Regions from separate parts of the Homo sapiens genome. Here region 2 is linked to region 1. Evidence: chromatin contacts called from ENCODE POLR2A ChIA-PET data. All regions are on one chromosome and are shown on one strand. Each heading gives the region's core, a stretch centred on a gene start or an enhancer-like site at or near the end of the contact. The rest is flanking DNA. Distances are from core to core; before and after follow the strand shown. Region 1 holds the start of SULT1C3 (sulfotransferase family 1C member 3). Region 2 holds the start of GCC2-AS1 (GCC2 antisense RNA 1).

Region 1 (6,109 bases), core at 3,124-5,623:
AAAGTTAATTTTCCAAACTTAAAAATGCTTGGCTTAGAGTTGAGCTAGGGGGAAGGGAACCCAGAAGTGTGATATGCTGGCAAAAGGGTAAAAATTTCTTACCAGTTGGGCTTTTGGCTTCTCTCTCCCTGTGTGAGCCAGTAAAGGGGATAATAAGGATCATTGTTTATATTCTCTGTGAATTTATAATTAATGAAAAAGGATTTTTGTTGATCTTAAGCTGTAGACAATTTGGTGTGCTTTGCATGTCTTTCTGTATGGTTCTGTCAAAGAAAAGATACCTTAGGTTAGGATGCAGGCCCAGGACCCCACAAGTCTGCGGTTCAAGCCAGCCCAACATAATAGTAACAAACTTGGCCACAGGCCTCCATCTTGTTTCATGTCTGGATACATGACCTGTAACTACATGGCAATAATATACTTTACTCTCAGCCTTTTTACAATGGTGGCTGTCTTCTTGTGCTAAGTCAGTTCCTGAGTAAGGGCCAAAAAATCATATAAGCCAGTTTGTCAATCGGGTGGTGCTAGCTGATTCATCAAGGGTAGAGTTTACAAAATATCTTAAGCACTGATCTTGAAAGCAGTTTAGGGAGGGTCAAAATCTCATAGTCTCTTGCTGCATGACTCCTAAGGGATGGTTTCAAGACTTCTGGCTAGTTTTTTGGTCTTGTTCCCAGGCAAGAGGGAAGTATATCTTTTTTTTTTTTTTTGAGATAGAGTCTTGCTCTGTCACCCAGCCTGGAGTGCAGTGGCTCAATCTCAGCTCACTGCAAGCTCCACCTCCCAGGTTCACGCTGTTCTCCTGCCTCAGCCTCCCAAGTAGCTGGGACTACAGGCACCCACCACCACTCCCGGCTAATTTTTTGTATTTTTAGTAGAGACAGGGTTTCACCGTGTTAGCCAGGGTGGTCTCGATCTCCTGACCTCGTGATCCACCTGCCTCGGCCTCCTAAAGTGCTGGGATTACAGGTGTGAGCCACCGCGCCCGGCCCTGGAAACATATCTTAAGAAGGAGCTGTTACCATCTTTGTTTTAAAGTATAAACTGTAAACCAGGTTCCTCCCAAAGTTGGTGAAGCCTGTCCCCAGGGATGGGCAAGGACAGCTCGGGCGCTGGAAACAAAATGGAGCTGTTTGGGTCAGATGTCTTTCACTGTCTCAGTTACAATTTTGCAATGATAGTTTCAAAAGCTGCTTACCCTCCTTTGAAAATGCCTTGCACACTCACGGTTAAATCATAACCTAATTAAGGCTCATTGGTTTCACCTGTAAGGTTACTTTTTGTAAAATTGAAAAGTCAAAAATCTTAACTGCTTGGCATGGCTAAAGTCGAGTAAAAAGGGATTTAAAAGGATTTTCTTAAAGAGTGCTCAGCTTAATTAAAAATGGATATTCAAGTTATAGGTATATTTAAAAGTTTTTCTGGAAAAAGCCTTTTTTCCTCTCAGTCGACTGAATTATTTTTCTCTATTTTTTGTCTTACCACTCCTAATGCATGCATGAGAGGCCCAAAGATAACTTCTGGTAGCATGGGACTCCTTGGGAAAAACAGAGGAGGTGCCACAGACCCTGTTTTGGGAAAATAAAAAGCCCTCTGTTTTTCCCACGAAGCCCCCAAAATTAAAAGTAGATAGTTTCCTCTCAAAATCAAAGACTCTGTTCTGTTATGTATTGTGTTATATACTGTTTATGTTTTGGGGGTTTCACATTACTTCACATTATGAGAGAGATTTGCTGTTTAATAACCAGGTAGAAAATACACTGTAAGGGACGGCTAGGAGTAGTAATAAATCAGAGAAGCATGCTCTTGGCCACCTGAAAGGTATGAAAACATCCCCACCCTCCACTAAAAAATAAGACTTCTATGGGGGGATGGGCTAATTGCCTTCAGCTGTGTCTGCTTATTAGGCACTAAAAAATGCATGGTACCTGACCCTGCTCCTCCAAGGGCTCCACCCTAAAGCCAGTAATCCAATTAAAAAACTGGCAAATGAAAAATCTTAACAAGTGCTGAATCTTCTGTCTGTGCTGCTATATATGTTTTGTGTGTAATGTCTGCAAAAAGAGCTCTAATTGATTGGCTTAAAGAAAAATAATTGCTTAAATCAAATACGTTTTTAGTTCACATGGCTTTAAGAATTAAAAATACTCTTAAGAATTATTGGTAGAATACAAGTGTCGTCAAAATGCAAATAGGTGGTCTGAATCATATAACTTAGATACCAGGGTTGCTAAATGTTCCCAGGTTGTATATTGCCTGCTTTACAGATAAGTAAGGCCTGGGACACATGGAGTTAGATACTGAAAAGTCAAACTTTATTTGCGTTTCTGTCTGGGTCCTAGGATCCACACCTGGTATATAATTAAAATCGCTTACTAACCAGGTTTTCCAGTGATTTTTTTTTTTTTTTTTTTGAGATGGAGTCTCACTTTGTCACCCAGGCTGGAGTGCAGTGGCGCCATCTCTACTCACTCCAAGCTCCACCTCCCAGGCTCATGCCATTCTCCTGCCTCAGCCTCCTGAGTAGCTGGGACTACAGGCACCCGCCATCATGCCCAGCTTATTTTTTGTATTTTTACTAGAGGCGGAGTTTCACCATGTTAGCCAGGATGCTCTCAATCTCCTGACCTCATGACCCACCCACCTGGGCCTCCCAAAGTGCTGGGATTACAGGCATGAGCCACCACGACCTGTCCCAGTCATGTTTTTAACTGTAACTATCCGGGAAATTTTGTCATTCACAGACAATTGTTTTCTTGCTTTGTTCCTTAAATATCAAGCAAGACAAGAGTTAACTAAGTGGACTGCACCCAAAAAGTTAAAGCAAGCTTTTAAACTTTTGCTTGGAATATTGCTGATGCTTGTTTTATTTTGTATCATCAAGTAAACTTATTTTTAACTATTTATGGCTTTTAATAATTGAGTAAGGTACATATTGTGAACCAAATTTGGAGCATGTTTATTTTTCTCTGCCTGGTTCCTCTAGAATTAGGAGACTATCTATGAGTACTCTTAACTTACGGCAATATAGTTGTTTGCATCAGTGTGACAATAATCCATTTTTCTTTGTCAACAGGACACAATTGGAAAAACTGGTTATTTTACATATGCTTTGACTGAAAGGGTGTGTTTCCCTTTGAGGAATCAAGCGTGACACGCAGAGCCAATAAAGCCTCTTGGGGAGAGCTGGCCTCATACCTTGTCTACACAGTGTGGCACAGGGTTCCTAACCTCTGGTCAGTCAGGAATGTCACTTTCTAACAGGTCTGGGAACTAACTCCATGTTGATCTTGGGAACTCAAGAGAAAGACTCACACAACTCATGGAGGATACGAACCATGGCTGGGCTCGGCTTTAAATGTCTTATCTGAAATTCCTTGTGGAACAGTTTCTTCAAAGCCAATCCAAAAGGCATATGTAGATGTAACCATTCTTGCTGCACATTATGCAAATAATCAGGCCAAGTATAAGACTATAGTGTATTCTACCCACAGCACACATGGTCTTATCATAATTTGTTTTTACCAAAAATGAGTACTGGAGAGAGAAATTGTGTTCCAAATGTTATCATATATTTGTCATTAAATTCTAGTCTCTTTCATTGTTTTGAAGCTTTTTGCCTACATTTTAGACGAACCCTGCTTATTCCTGTGAATCAAGTGGTATCTCCTACAGCTTGGAAGAAACAAAAAGGGATGGGTAATGTAAAAATCTGAATCAATATGCTAGTTCTGGGCAATGATCCTGCAAATTCTGCCAGGTAATAAAAGTAAGTAGGGTGCCCACCCATAATCTGGAGGTTTCTTTGTTTGGGAAAATAAAACTAAGAAAGTTCACAGACCCCCAAAGGGAAATTCTATATCTTGGTAAGTAAAATTTTAGATGGAAATTATCTACTGCACCACACTTATGGGAATTGCTATATTCACTCTACTATTTGCAATAGGGTTACAGGTATTTAAAGATCAAATCAAAATTATTGAATGCATTTAGCATCTCATTCTTTCAGACCATCAGGGAAAGATATCTAAATAGAGTTAGACTTCTGCTTCAGTGTTACCTCAGGACCCAATACCATCTGAAGATGCATGAGGCATTCAGTTCACGACTTACCTGAGTTTTATTTGGAGCTGCAAAGTCTAAAGGCTCCAAAGCTATTTTTTATATGATTAACAAGGGTTGAATATCCCGACCCTTTTCCAGGGCCTGGTGGTCGTCAGACACTAGGATGAGAGTCTCTAAGAGGGTGAGGCTTACCTGGTATCTCAGGCAGCAGAGGAAGCAGCTTGCTGCCTTTAGTCAAACTGCTTCCTGGAAACCCAGAGCCAGGTCCAGCTCCAGGACACTGTGCAAGCAAGAGCACAGCAGGTGAGGATGGTGCTGACTGTCCAGAGCTTATAAACCTGGGAGGATGGGTGGGGTGGGTGTGTCAGCCTGGGGTAAGGCTGATGCCAGGGCAGGACTTTGCACCTGCTGCTGTGTTCTGCCTCCACTGGATCCTGATGTACTCCCCAAGGTACAAATCTAGTCCTGGCTTGGCTCTCTGCAGATACCACAAAGTTGAGGGTCGCTGCTCCCTTTTTGATACCAGCTACTCAGAATGTAAATGAACAGGTCCAACATGAGGGAATACAAACCAATAATTCATTAATTATCCCAGGGAGCCCATATTTATACTGAAGGTCTTCCCAGACCAGCTCTCAGGACAGGAACTTGCACAATTATTTCATCCTGTTCCCTTTGACCCTGTAGAAAATATATTCTATTGCCTCTTTACTGAATCCGTAGTTAAAATTGGTGTAGAAGAAAGTTCATTTTAGGAAACCACAAGGCCTGTAATAAAACCATGAAACCTCCATGTCCCCCTCTGTGTGTGTGTGTGTGTGTGTGTGTGTGTGTGTGTGTGTGTGTATTTCAGGGCAAGAATGTCGGGGTTAGTGGATGCAGTGGGACACACTGTGGTTGTCAGTGGGTGTGGGCAGGGGAGAACAGTCTCCAGAGCTTCTGATCTTGCACTCCTCACCTGGTGCTTAGTAAAATTTCCATCTGTTGAGATGATCTAATTATTGATTTTACTCTTTTTATTATACATAGTAACACTCAGTATACTGGAGTTAAGTAAATATTGTACAGAGTTCATTGTTAAAATTCCATATATTTACATTGTCTGTCCTCTGTTTTGCAAGACTCCCAGAGACCATTCCTAATCTTCAATTTCAGTTATACTTTTGAGACAAAGTCATTGCTTTTTAATCTCTTTCTGAACTTTTGTTCCTGATGATTGAGCACTAAAACACAGAGCCTTAGGGCATGACTTTGAAGCCATATGGCTGTGTTCTCCATTATCTGGCAACCTGGTTTTAGGAATCATGTGACGTGAATTATGTAGAGCATCAGAACAGTGCCCAGGACAAAGGATGTCCGGCACGTGGTGGTTCATATCATCATTACACTTGGCTGCTGAGCTGATGTCTTGCAGAAAACCTAAATGAGGTCTGTTTGTGAAAACTCCTGGTGGAGGAGGAGGACTAAAATGCTCCCTTTATAGTTTCCATTACATATGCATGATATAGAATGTTCTCACTGTGAAACATGACCATTCCTGCTACAGACCTTCTTTAAGGGGTGAACATATCAAAACAGGAAAAATGTGAGTGTGAAAAGAGGTTCTGTTGATTACATTGACTGTCAAGGTAAGAAGTGGGAGTTTTCCAGCTAAAAGGACAGTCCCCGTCCAATTGGATCATTTGGTCACACTGTCATGACAGACCTGAAGCCAATAACAATTTTGATAATTGTCCTAGGGGCTGGTGTAGGAAGAACTGGGAGGTTTTCTTGGATAGAGTCCCCTTGCCTAAACAGATGCTGTAATTGTCACAAAACCATCTCTGCATGCTTGTTGTTTTGTGCTGTCTCTGGTCTCCTTTTGGAGGGAAGAACTGCATGTGTTAAGATCCAAGGGCAGAGAACCTGGTCTACTTGCATCTCTTTGTCTCTCCCTGTGGTTTCTTTTCACTGCACATATTTGACAATTTGATCCCCTGTCTATGTGGTATCTTTTGTTAGGTCTTAGTCAATTTTAGCTTTTTTCCATTTTAACAACTTCAAA
Region 2 (5,958 bases), core at 3,356-5,855, 290 kb before region 1:
AAAGTTCTTGGAAGGAAGGGTAGTGATGGTTGCACAGCAACGTCAATGTACATAATGCCACAGAACTGTACACTCAAAAATGGTTAAAATAGTAAATTTTGTTTTGCATGTTTTCCCGTAACTTTTTTAATACTAAAAAAAGCAATTGCAGAATAGTATGACTATGATTCCATTTTTGTAGAAAGGGAAAGTATGTGTAAACATTACTTGTAAATGCATGTTGTCTGTTATCTTGCTTTACCTTGCCTGCTACTCAGACATCCTGAAAGCCCTGGATTCCTGGTGTGCTGATGCTGAGTCCCGTGCCTCCCACTGCCAAGCACATACTCCCAGCAGCTGAACTACTGCCTTCACCTTTCTTCCTACCTCTCACAGAATGCACTCTTCAGCACTTGCTTTATCTGCAGCTGTCCCGCCCCACTGTTAAATGTCACTGAAGACTCATCAAGCTCCAAAACGTGCTCCAACGTGAAAAAAGATGCAGGAAAATGACTCCCTTACTCATTCCTGCAGTAAGCTCCAGGGTGGAAATGTGTGATATGATCAAATAAAAGAGATGAGATTATATCAGAAAGAGTGAAAAGGAAACCTCTGTTGCTGAAGAATGCACAGTATATGGCAACAGGTAGTGCAGCTCCTGCTTCTCAAGTGTCTTAAAATTAAAGTTTTTGGAAGACAATGTGGCAACAGTCCAGCATATAATGTAGATGACATCCCTGTGGGTGGAAAACCACAGCTTAAAGTGTAGTTACGAGAACTATAAAACTAACAAAATGGTTTGAGATGTTTTTCCTTCTATTTAAGTGCAAACCTAGGTAAGAACATGACCTATACTGAGGTTTATTTATTTAAATGATTATCCAAAGAGCAAACACAACATTATTGAAAATAGAGGCTTTCAGAGTAAAGCTCGGCTCTCCTGTTACTGATCTGCTGCAGCTATGGAAGTTTCTCTGACCCAGTGGAGGGGCTCCAAGGTCCCCCTCTCTAGGAGGAAAGGAAAGCCTACTTGTTGTACTCACATTTAGCAAAGGAAAGAACTGCCCAGGAGACAGGTCAAGGGGCTACAGCAAAGGGAAAAGGGTGGGAATGATCAAATAAAATCAAGACAGCACAATCCTGATGGACAGTTTTCTCTAAGCCTGCAAAAACCGGAACCACCAGAACTGAAATGATCTTTTGTACCACCAAACTTTCCTTAGCTTTCTTAAAAATCAACAGTTCGATTTTCTCACCATACAAACAGGCACAGAGCACTGAAAAGTGTGAATACACTTAGGCCCATGGCATTGTCCCTCTTCATAATGGCACTGGCCATTTTCTTATCAGGGAAAATCCTGAAAGGCAGAAAGTTGCTTCTTCCATGGTGGTCCAAGTCTTAGTTATTACATCCTACTAAAACTAGCCAAAACTACAAGGCACACACTACCACAAGCATTCAAGAGCAATTTTAAGAGAAACCTTGTATTTGTTCCTTTTTAAATATCCCCAATACCTGCATATCCTTCATCATTTAGGATTATGTCTTTAACAGTGGTTCTTAAAGTATGGCCTTGAACTCCTGAGGGTCTCCAAGACCTTTCTAAGGGATCCGAGAGATCAAAACTATTTTCATCATACTAAGATATTCCTAAGAAGTCACTGTAGCATTGTGGACTGTGTTGACACACAGATAGTGCAAAAACAACAGTCGGTACAACTGCTGGCCGCTTAGCACTAAAGAGGGCCGTGGTACTGTCCCTGAATTCTTTACCTTTATGTACTCACAGGAAAATAATGTCAATTTCACTTTTTAAGTGAAATGGTACAGTCATGCTGGAAAAAAACTGTCAGTTTCTCAAAAAACTAAACATACGATTTCTGTACAACCTGCCAATTGCACACTCTTGGACATTTATCCCAGAAAAGGAAAAGTTACATTCACATAAAACTTAGACAGGCTGAGCACAGTGGCTCTAAAATTCCAGCACTTTGGGAGGCTGAGGTGGGTGGACTGCTGGAACCCAGGAGTTTGGGACCCCCAGACTAGCCTGGACAACATGGCGAAACCCTGTTTCTACCAAAAAAATACAAAAATTATCCAGGCATGGTGGCGTGTGTCTGTAGTCCCAGCTACTTGGGGGACTGAGGTGGAAGGATTGCTTCAGCCTGGGAGGTCTAGGGTGCAGTAAGTCATGATCATGCTACTGCATTCCACTCCAGTCTGGGTGACTAAGCAAGACACTGTCTCAAAAACAACAACAAACACCTGTCTATTTGTTCGTAGTAGCTTTCTTAATAGCCCAAAACTAACAGCCTGAATGTCCTTCAAACATGTGAACAGTTAAACTGCTGTACATCCATACCATGGAGCACTACTGAGCAACAAAAAGGAACAAACTATGACATGCACAACAAATAGCGTATGATTCCACTTACATGAGATATGAGGTACCAGCAGTAGTCAAAGTCATAGACAGAAATTAAAATGATGGCTGCCAGGGACTGGCGGGAGGAGGGGAATGGAGAATTATTGTTTAATAGGTACAGAGTTTCAGTTTTGTAAGATAAAGATTTCTGGACATGTATGATGGTTACGGATGCACAATAATTTGAATGAACTTATTACTCTCCCTCCAAAAAGTAAATTACTAATGGTAAATTCAGGATGGGAAGGGGATAGGATGCGGAGAGACACTGGACCAGAGAGGTTTGAAGGTCTTAAAAGGAAACTATTATCTCCTTTATTACACTACATATCCGTTATTCTTAATATCTCACAAATACTTTAAATTTTATATCAACTTACTAGTCAATACTTTTTTTTAAGGAAAAAAGTCCATGATGAAGGAGTACAAATTATTGTTATCAAATCTTGAGCTTTGACTCTTTTTTGTTACTTGTGACCAAATGGCAGGCGTGCACTTCTGTAATAGAGCGATGAGCTGAATTAACTTGCTTGTGTCATGAAATACCATTTTTACGGGAAAGAACAACTGACAAACTAGGGTTATTTAAACCTGTATTGCCGGACACTTCCTTGAAACTGAACAAAGTGAGTCTGTCACTTTGAGGAAAACAATTGACAATATTTTGCTCCCAATGATAAAAAGCAAGCTTTCAACCGAAAATGAGAATTTTGGAAAACTTGTAAACACCACCTTGTATCTGACGGCTTTTAACATAAAGACTTTCCTAATGAAATCAATAGCGATGGTAACGAATGTTATTCGGCGCTATTAATGAAATGCGTCAGCTTGAGATCTGCCAAACTCAGTGAGCCAATATCTTCCAAACGACAAATATATGGTGTTACAATGGGTAACAGCTGCATTCAAACTGCAAGACAGACCAAGGAATTTTAACGTAACTGTGTGCAAAGGCCACTGACAGGAGCTTTAGCTGCATTCAAACTGCAAGACAGACCAAGGAATTTTAACGAAACTGTGTGAAAAGTCCGCTGACAGTAGCTTCAGATTCCACGTCCAAACCAGCCTTTGAGAAACTTCCACTTACGTAGTTTTGGTGTAGTAATAAAGAATACCCATAATTATCTGAAACAGCTATTAAGACAGTACTCACTTTTCCAACTACACATCTGTGTAAGATCAGATTTTCTTCATATAAAAACATACCGCAACAGACTGAACTGCAAAGGAGATGGGAGAACGTAGTTGTCTCTACTAAGTCAGACAACTCAAGAGATTCGCAAACTGTAAAGGACGCCAGTCGTCCCACGAACTCTTTTGTTTTAGCAAAACCCTATGTTGCATAAAAATGTGGTATGTACGTTAACATACCACGGATTTATTCAATGAGTTAATAGTAACTTCAGTGTCTCGGTTTTCCTTTCTAGTACAGTCTATGGAGATAGCCACCATTCCAGGTCCTCTAGTCCCAAGAGGGGTCCTGAGACCAAGACGTCTGCGACCCGCTGATCCCTACTGCTAGAAGATAAATGATTAGCTCGGCAAATACTGATTTGTCTTATGGAACTCTCGGAGCAGCGGGGCGGCGTCAGCGCCTGTGCCACCGCGGACACCCGGGAGTGAACAGCAGCCGTCTCCTCCGCGGGCCCGGACGCAGCCACGCCGCCACCCGAGCGCTGGGGGTCGGGGCTCCGGCCGACCGGGGGAGGCCGCGGGGAAAGCCCGGCCGCCCGCCCGCGCCAGGCCCGGCCCGGCCCGGCCCGAAGGCCCGCCGGGAGCTGCGGGGCGGACGTGGCGGGGGCCGCGCGGTGCGGCCCGTACCTGTGGGTCATCCCGGCCGCCACGCCCAGCATCTCTCCGCTTTCGGCCGCCGCCGTCTCTCAGCCCCTCGTCTCCCGGCGCCGCTCCAGCCGCGTCCTAGTCCCTCGCCGCCGCGGCCGGCTACTGGCGGGCCCGGAGCAGGAAGGGGAGGAAGGCCAGGGGCCGGCCGCGCGGGGGCGCGGGAGGGGGGGGAAGGCGAGGCGGGCCGCGCGGGAAGGCGGGGGAGGGGCGGGAGCGGCTGGGCAAGGAGGGGCGGGGACTGGCGGGGCGGGCGCCGAAGGGCGCGGACTGGAGAGGTAGGCGCGGGGGGGCGGGGCGTTGCGGGGCGGGGCGCGCATCAGACCCCGCCCCAACCCGTGGCTCGGGCCCGCCCCCATTTCAGCACCCCAGGCTAGTCTGGGAGGCTGGCGCAAACGCAGCGGGTGGCTGGGGTAGGGGCTCATTGGGAGCCCACGGAGCGCGGCGGCGGCTCGGGGGCCGAGTTCCCTACAACAAGGATGGCGGTGACGGGCGCAGGGAGCGGGGCCCGGCTCTCCTTGCCTCGAGGCTCCTCTGATTCCACTCGCGTGGCTGCGCGGCCCTGGCAGCGGCCTTCGTCCCGGGGGTGGGAGCTACACAGGGTTCCGCCCCGTCCTGGCGAGGACGCCTGAGGGGGCTCTGTGGTAAGGCTCTGTCGGGCAGGCCGGGCTTCCGGGAGGACCTGGTCTGGATCGGTCACCGCTGGGTGCCTGAGCTCCGCATGGAGCCTGCAGCCTTTGTTTAACTTGTGAGTTAAGAAAAGTTAACCTTTCTTGGAGAGTTTCCAGTCTTGCCTCTGCATCCTGTTCTTCCTTGCTAGCTCTCATTTTCTTCACCCATTCCGTCTATCAAAACCTGAAATTTTGGGGCCGGCGCAGTGGCTCACGCCTGTAATCCCAGCACTTTGGGAGGCTGAGGCAGGCGGATCACCTGAGGTCAGGAGTTCGAGACCAGCCTGACCAACATGGAGAAACCCCGTCTCTACTAAAAATACAAAATTAGCCGGGCGTGGTGGTGGCACATGCCTGTAATCCCAGCTACTCGAGAGGCTGAGGCAGGAGAATCGCTTGAACTTGGGAGGCGGAGCTTGTGGTGAGCTGGGAGATCGCGCCACTGCACTCCAGCCTAGGTAACAGGCTCCGTCCCAAAAAAAAAAAAAAAAAAAAGTGAAATCTCCAAAGGATTTAATAGATTTAATAGATAAGACAAGTTATTCATCCTGGGCATAAATGATCTCTCTCAGGATACCTGATTCTGTAACTATAGCTACTCTCTAGTAATAGAATGAAAACTTTGGTCTCCTGCCAGTCGAGGCATGTCGGAGGAAAACACTGGATCTATTTGATGTCCTCACATGAAAGTAAATTCCAAACAAAGCAAATAGTTAAATGTTCAAAAAACAAAAAAAAAAAAAAAAAAAAAGAGAGAGGTTATGAAAATACCAGAAGAAAACAAGGGAAAAAAACAAAAGTAAGGTTGGAGTGGTGAGAGACTTTTCAAAGAGCATATAAACCATAAAATTAAAAATTGATAAATGTAGGCCGGGCACGGTGACTCACGCGTGTAATCCCAGCACTTGGAGAGGCTGAGGTGAGTGGATCACCTGAGGTCAGGAGTTTGAGACCAGCCTGACCAACATGGTGAAACCCCGTCTCTAATAAAAATACAAAAATTTCACCGGTTGTGGTGGCGGGGTTCCTGTAATCCCAGC

Evidence for each region. ChIA-PET counts read pairs that join two places held with the same protein, here RNA polymerase II (POLR2A).
Region 2: POLR2A ChIA-PET joins it to region 1 with 10 read pairs in WTC11. The contact joins the promoter of GCC2-AS1 here to the promoter of SULT1C3 in region 1. POLR2A ChIA-PET finds 5 or more read pairs at or near these places in 2 of 52 experiments (B cell and WTC11).

What each region holds. Positions count from the first base shown.
Region 1 is chr2:108,238,232-108,244,340 of GRCh38, reverse strand. It overlaps SULT1C3 (sulfotransferase family 1C member 3), which reads right to left and starts at 4,373. Exons shown (of 8, transcript NM_001320878.2): 1 at 4,258-4,373.
Region 2 is chr2:108,532,866-108,538,823 of GRCh38, reverse strand. It overlaps GCC2-AS1 (GCC2 antisense RNA 1), which reads left to right and starts at 4,605. Exons shown (of 3, transcript NR_135290.1): 1 at 4,605-4,995. It overlaps LIMS1 (LIM zinc finger domain containing 1), which reads right to left and starts at 4,354. Exons shown (of 10, transcript NM_001193483.3): 1 at 4,230-4,354. The coding sequence starts at 4,261. RefSeq lists silencers at 4,109-4,708, 5,197-5,491.